2 separate regions of the Homo sapiens genome follow, and region 1 is linked to region 2. The links are chromatin contacts, found by Hi-C or POLR2A ChIA-PET in ENCODE. All regions are on one chromosome and are shown on one strand. The core of a region is the stretch at or near the end of the contact, and the rest is flanking DNA. Distances in the headings are between cores, read along the strand shown. Region 1 holds the start of TIMM44 (translocase of inner mitochondrial membrane 44). Region 2 overlaps INSR (insulin receptor).

Region 1 (3,532 bases), core at 377-2,876, 750 kb before region 2:
TTTCTTTCCTTTCTCTCTCTCTCTTTCTTTCTTCTTCTTTTTTTTTGACACAAGGTCTCTCTCTGTTGCCCAGGTAGTGTAGTGTAGTGTAGTGTAGTGTAGTGGCACGATCACGGCTCACTACAGCCTTAACTTCCCGGGCCTCAACGATCCTCCCATCTCAGCCTCCTGAGTAGCTGGGACTACAAGCACATGCTACCACGCCAAGCTAATGTTTTGTATTTGTTGTAAAGAAGAGGTCTTCACTATGTTGCCCAGGCTGGTCTCAAACTCTTGGGCTGGAGAGATCCTCCCGCCTCAGTGTCCCAAAGTGCTGGGATTATAGGCATGAGCCACCGCGCCCGGCCAAACTCCGTACTTTCAACCACAACTAAGAATCCATATTTCTAGCCCAGACCTTATTCTTAGCAACACACCTGTGTACACCAACCGCTTAACTAGTTTGCTCCTCTTGGCATCAAGACATCTCGAACAAAGCCAGAGTGGAAGCCCTCATCTCTTACCCCCACCTTGAGGGGGAGCTCCTGAGATGGAGAACACAAGTCTATCCATCGCAGAAGCCAGGAATGCATGCTCTCCGGGGCCAAGCTGCCTCCCTTTGAAATAATGAAGTCCCATAAACCCATATCACAGGTTAGTAATGCAAAAAGACCGGGTGCGGTAGCTCACGCCTGTAATCCCAGTGACTCAGAGGCTGAGGCAGGAGGATCGCTTGAGCTTGGGAATTGGAGGCTGCAGTGAGCTAGATTACGACACTGCACTCTAGCCTGGGTGACAGAGCAAGCCTCTGGCTCTATAAAAAAAAAAAAGGATCCAATAAGACAAACAGCAACAGCAACATACATTAGCTCTCCCAGGGGACCAACCCTCCTCCTCATACCCGGATTGCATGGCCATGTTAAAATACCGCCACCTGGTGGCGGCATTCTTCGAATGGAAAATAGCATCTGGGGTGCTGAAATGACAAAGGCCTGAGCGTCTTCAGATCAGAGTGTCAGTTCACACTGAATCGAAGTAGGACTGGACCACAGTCAGCCCGCTCTCAGCTTCCTCTTCTTATTCGGGGTCAAAACCAACAGGCGTCTTCCCAAAGCGCCGCACAAGAGTGGGCTCCTTCGCTTTCTCGGAGCGACTCACTTGCTGGTCTCTCAGCCATTGTCAATCAATCAGTCATTGCAGGGGCAGCCATAGACAATTACTCTGGAGCTGGTCCGCCGGTCAATCAGAATCCAATCGAATCCGTCCTTGTGGTCGGTGGATCCACGTGCCTGTACCACCTGCCACCAGCGCCCGGCGCGTTCTGTAGCCGAATCACCGCAAGTGACGGAATACACGCCCCTGGGCTCCGCCCCCTCGTAGTCGCGCCCAATCACAGATCTGACCCTCCCAGGAGTGCCCTCCCCCGGGCCACATCCAGTCACGGGCCCCGTCCTTCCAAAACACTGCCCTATCAGAGGTCAAGCTCTCTAGGCATTCCCTACCCTTTTAATGCCCCGCCCTATGACGGACCCAATCGGAGGGCTCTCCCTACCCGAAACCCCGCTCCTGGAGCGGCTTTTCTCAGGCTTGCGCGGCTCTAGGCCGAAGCGGCGGATGACGCAACCGGGCCGCGCCGCGAGAAGGTCACACGATTCTCCAACATGGCGGCGGCGGCCCTGCGGAGTGGCTGGTGCCGCTGTCCACGGGTGAGCGGCGGTGCGGCGCTGGCAGGGCGAGCTTAGGGGTCTTCTGGGCCTTCGGCCACCAAGGCTTTCTTCTCAGACCCTTGGCCTTCGCGACCCTTGCTTGGGCTCCTTAGAAAGCTTGGGGTTAGATCTTTGGGTAGCAGAGGCCAGGACAGGGGGCACAGAGCGTGGCCTGAGGGCGGGGACCGAGCTTACCGGGCAGGGGGCGGCGATGCGCGGGACCTGGGAGGGAGCTGATCACCCTTCGCCCTCTGATCAGACTCCACGTATACAGGAGAGAGAATGGTAGCCGGGGCGGCGGCGTCCCGTGGAAAAAAGTAGAGGGGAAGGCAAAAAAACGTGAAATTCACAGCTCGCGGTTAAATGCCAAGTTCTCTACCGAGAGCATTTCTTGTCTCGTTTCTTCTAACGTTCATTGTGGATGTGCGAGAGGTGGTTCGCGCCCTAGCAGGCTCTTGGGTCCACAGGGCAGTGGCAGTCAAGACGTGTAAGGCGCACTCAGAAAGTAGTACTTCATATTGCTCGTGCTCTTCGTTTTTTCTTTTTTCTCTTTTTTTTTTTTTTTTGAGACAGAGTTTCGCTCTTGTCGCCCAGTCTGGAGTGCAATGGCGCGATCTCGGCTCACTGCAACTTCTGCCTCCTTCTGCCTCCGGGTTCAAGCGATTCTCCTGCCTCAGCCTCAGGTGGATCACCTGAGGTCAGGAGTTCGAGATCCACTGGCCCACATGGTGAAATCCCATCTCTACTAAAACCCCATCTGTACTAAAAATACAAAAAAATTAGCCGGGCATGGTGGCGCGCTCCTGTAATCCCAACTACTTGGGAGGCTGAGGCAGGAGAATCACTTGAACCCGGCAGGCGGAGATTGCAGTGAGCCGAGATCCTGCCACTTTACTCCAGCCTGGGCAACAGAGGGAGACTCCGTCTCAAAAAAAAAAAAAAAAGTTATCCTCAAGTAAATACAGGAGATAGTAGGCACCTGTGTAAGTTTGGGATGTTGCATAGGGTTCTCAGAGGTAGGAGGCAGAGAACAGAGAGAAAAACGGCCCAGGAAATGTGGAAATGGTGGAGAAGTTGTACCTGGTCTTTTGACATCAACACGCCAGGTTCTGTGCTGGGTGACAGGGTGCCGAGCTGAACAGGACCTGCACAGAGCTTTTTTTTTTTCCCCCAATTTTTTATGGAGGCAGGGTCTAGCTATGTTGCCCAGGCTGGTCTCAAACTCCTGAGCTCAAACGATCCTTCCGCCTCAGCCTCCCAAAGTATCGGGATTACAGGCATGAGCCACCAGCTCAGTGCCTGCACAGAACTTAAGGCAAGATCTCGGCTCACTGCACCCTCCACCTCCCGGGTTTAAGCAATACTACAGGTGTGTGGGACTACAGGTGTGTGCCACCACGCCCGGCTAATTTTTGTATTTTTGGTAGAGACGGGATTTCACCATGTTGGCCAGGCTGATCTCGAACTCCTGACCGGGTGATCCTCCCACCTCAGCCTCCCAACGTGTTGGGATTACTGGCGTGAGCCACCGCGCCCAGCCAGCAAGTGCCTTTTACATGAGATCAGCCCAGTCTTTGCCCAGAGCGACTCCCCTAAATTACTCTGTTTATAGCTCAACCCTTGAGGAGGACATTGTAGGTTTATTCCAGAGTTGTCCCTGGGGCAACACATTATCGATGTTTGTGTCTGAAAAATCCAGTTCTCTCATCTTTGGAGGCTGGCAGAAATGGGGTGGGCTCGCAAGAGAAGACTGCTTGCCACTAGCATAGAAGCTTAGAGTGCCTACTTTCAGACTAAGGGATTAAATTGTACATTTAGCCTTCTTCCCCCCATGGGTTGGCATTTCC
Region 2 (3,463 bases), core at 413-2,912:
TGGCCAGGCTGGTCTCGAACTCCTGACCTCAAGTGATCTTCCTGCATCAGCCTCCCAAAGTGCTGGGATTACAGGCGTGAGCCACCATGCCCAGCCAACAAAGATGATTTTAAGAGAACCTTTGTAAAAGCTCTCACCGATGCCTGTCATTATTAGAATATTTGGGAGTAGAATCATGTAACTGATCAATAACATTGTTTACTGTCTAGCAGAGGCTTTTGAAAAATGTATTTCCTGGCTGGGCATTGTGGCTTACGCCTATGCCCAGTTTGGGAGCTCGGGGAGAGCGGATCTCTTGAGCCTAGGAGTTCAAGACCAGCCTGGGCAATATTGTGAGACCTCATCTCTACCAAATGTATATATACATATACAAAAATTAGCCAAGCATGGTGGTGTACGCCTGTAGTCCCAGCTACTCAGGAGGCTGAGGTAGGAGGAGCACTTGAACCTGGGAGGCGGAGGTTACGGTGAACCAAGATCATGCCACTGCACTCCAGCCTGGGCGACAGAGTGAGACACTGTCTCTAAATAAATAAATGAAAGAAGAAGCTACTTGAAAAAAATATGTATTTCCAAATATATGTCAGTTTTGACAGGATAGTACACATACATAGTAAAAAATAAAAATAAAATAGGGCACTTTTTTGTGTCCCTTTCAGAGGGACATATGTCCCATGTGTCCTCCCCCCTCCTGCCCCTAATTTTTTTGTTTGTTTTTTTATGAGATGGAGTCTCACTCTGTCGCCAGGCTGGAGTGCAGTAGCGTGATCTCAGCTCACTGCAACTTCCGCTCCCCAGGTTCAGGTGATTTTCCTGCCTCAGCCTCCCATGTAGCTGAGACTACAGGTGCGCGACACCATGCTCAGCTAATTTTTATATTTTTCGTGGAGACGGAGTCTCACCATGTTGGTCAGGATGGTTTGGCTCTCCTGACCTCGTGATCCGCTCACCTTAGCCTCCCAGGCTTAGCCTCCTTAGCCTGCTGGGATTACAGGCATGAGCAGAAGAATCTCTTGAACCCGGGAGGCGGAGGTTGCAGTGAGCTGAGATCGTGCCACTGCACTCCAGCCTGAGGGACAAGAGTGAGACTCCATCTGGGGAAAAAAAAAAAAAGAAAAAAAAGAAATACTGCATCAAATTGCACTTGCCTCTTGGTGCAAGATTCGTTCCTTTGCTTTGAACTGCCTCCCTGAAGCAAATTGGTGTTTCTGTGACTCCCTCTGTCTAGGGAAGGGGTCCTTTAGTGGGGACATTGTCTTTCTTGGGGAGGGTCCACCAGAGGACTCTGACACAGCGGTCTCCTTTCTCCTCCGTCAACTTAGTTAGATTTTAGTCCCTGATCTTCTCAGCAGTGTATAGTGAAAAAGCCACCGCAGCTGAAAGTTTCAGGAAGATGATAGTTGCTTCTGTGTGCTCACCCAGGAGCTTTTGGGAGGTTTAGGGAGAACTGGGGGAAAATTGGGACCAGCAGCTCAATGTGGCTTTGAAGGGGAGACAGCGGATGGACACAGAACTTGCATTTTTGGAGAGGGGAGGTCTGGGTAGATGTTCCCTACATACACAGCAGCACTTGTGTGCAGGTGTGAGGGAGTGACAGCCCCCGGACGGTTTGGCATTTTCCTGCAAGTCTGCCATCTTGTCTGGCAGACATAGCCTGGGCTGCTGACTGTCCCTACCCCAAACCAGAATTTGGGCAGGAACGGACACTTGGGCTCATTACGTGTCAATGAGGGGGATCAGGTCAGGGGCACAGGGAGAGGAAAGTCAACCCCGTCCTCCACTGGGGCTGTTTCTCATCTTGCATGACACGTGGCTTTCATAATGTCTTCACTTTGCGGTCTCTCTCACCAGAAGAAGCTGCTGTTTTGTGGCTAGTTCATCTGTGTCATGCCCTTTCCCCAGCCTGGGCTGCCTGTGATTTTTTTCTTTTCTTTTCTTTTCTTTTCTTTTCTTTTCTTTTCTTTTCTTTTCTTTTCTTTTCTTCCCTCCCTCCCTTCCTTCTTTCTCTTTCTTTTCTTTCTCCTTTCTTTCTTTTTCTTTCTTTTTTCTTTTCTTTCTCTGTCTTTCTTTTTCTTTCTCTTTCTCTCTCTCTTATCTTTCTTCTTTCTCCCTCTTTCTTTTCTTTTTTCTCTTTCTGTATTCTTTCTTCTTTCTCTCTTTCTTTCCTTCTTTCTTTCTCCCTCCCTTCCTGCCTCTTTCTTTCTCTTTCTTTCTCCCTCTTCTTTCTTTCTCTCTCTCTCCCCTCCCTCCCTCCTTCCTTCCCTCCTTCTTTCTTTTTATCTCTCTCCTTCCTTCCTTCCTTCCCTCCTTCTTTCTGTCTTTCTCTTTCTTTTCTCTCTCTCCCTTCCTCCTTCCTTCCCTCCTTCTTTCACTCTCTCTTTCTTTTCTCTCTCTCTTCTTTTTAAAGATAGGGTCTTGCTTTATTGCCCAGGCTGGAGTGCAGTGGTGCAGTCACAGCTCACTGCAGCCTCAAACCCCTGGGCTGTAGCAATCCTCCCACCTCAGTCTCCCGAGTAGCTGGGACTATTGGTTTACGGGTGTGCACCATCACACCTGGCTAATTTTTTTATTTTTGTAGAGACAGGGGTCTGGCTATTTTGCCCAGGCTAGTCTTGAACTACTGGACTCAAGAGATCCTCCCGTGTTAGCCTCCCAAAGTGCCATTACATGCACAAGCCACTGCGCCTGGCAGGCTTGTGATTTTCATGTGGAGCTTTTCACATTCTGTCTAACAATCCGAGTTCAGAGGAACCAGTATGGGGAGCAAGAGTATGTGGAAACGTCCAGCACCAGTTTAGAGGACTCCCACTCAGCTAGGGGGTGCAGTGGCCACCCCGAGTGGCTTTTCTTTCTTTTCTTTCCCTCCTTCCCTCCCTCCCTCCCTCCTTTCTTTCTTTCTTTCTTTCTTTTTCTTTCTTTCTTTCTCTTTTCTTTTCTTTCTTTTTGAGACAGAGTCTCACTCTCTCTTCCAGCAGTGGCACAATCTCGGCTCACTGCAACCCCCGCCTCCCGGGTTCAAGCAATTCTGCTGTCTCAGCCTCCCAAGTAGCTGGGATTACAGGCACCTGCCACCACGCCTGTATAATTTTTGTATTTTTAGTAGAGATGGGGTTTCACCATGTCGGCCAGGCTGGTCTCGAACTCCTGACCTCAGGTGATCCACCTGCCACGGCCTCCCAAAGTGCTGGGATTACAGGCGTGAGCCACCGTTCCCAGCCTCTATTTTTTTAAAATTGACAAATAATAATTGTATATGTTACATATTTATGGGGTACCATGTGATGTTTTGATATCTGTTTACATTGTAGAATTACTAAGTCATGCCAATTTAAAAGCTATCACCTCACATACTTATCATTGTTTTATGGTTAAAAATATCTACATTTTTGGCAATTTTGAAATGTCCAGTGCACTATTACTTATTATAGCAACCATTGTGTCCAATACATAACTAAAGCTTATT

What was found. Hi-C counts contacts between places; a loop is a spot of excess contacts on that map. ChIA-PET counts read pairs that join two places held with the same protein, here RNA polymerase II (POLR2A). Pooled maps may share reads with other maps.
Region 1: a map of CD4-positive, alpha-beta T cell shows a loop between it and region 2 (2.8-fold over the local background). The contact joins the promoter of TIMM44 here to the enhancer-like site in region 2. A Hi-C loop is called at or near these places in 1 of 168 maps with a recorded cell type or tissue (CD4-positive, alpha-beta T cell) and 6 of 50 pooled maps. POLR2A ChIA-PET finds 5 or more read pairs at or near these places in 1 of 52 experiments (activated naive CD4-positive, alpha-beta T cell).

Annotation. Positions count from the first base shown.
Region 1 is chr19:7,941,760-7,945,291 of GRCh38, reverse strand. TIMM44 (translocase of inner mitochondrial membrane 44) reads left to right here and starts at 1,626. Exons shown (of 13, transcript NM_006351.4): 1 at 1,626-1,685. The coding sequence starts at 1,641. RefSeq lists enhancers at 432-974, 975-1,518, 1,523-1,892, 1,519-2,061, 2,062-2,605 and a silencer at 1,423-1,492.
Region 2 is chr19:7,190,770-7,194,232 of GRCh38, reverse strand. The region is part of intron 2 of INSR (insulin receptor); the gene reads left to right. Among named protein-coding and RNA genes, the nearest start is that of INSR, 100 kb to the left of the region's middle. RefSeq lists enhancers at 1,621-1,710, 1,761-1,850. Within about 2 kb of position 1,662, at least 2 of the 41 ENCODE cell types and tissues checked have a DNase peak (open chromatin) inside an H3K27ac peak, as active enhancers do.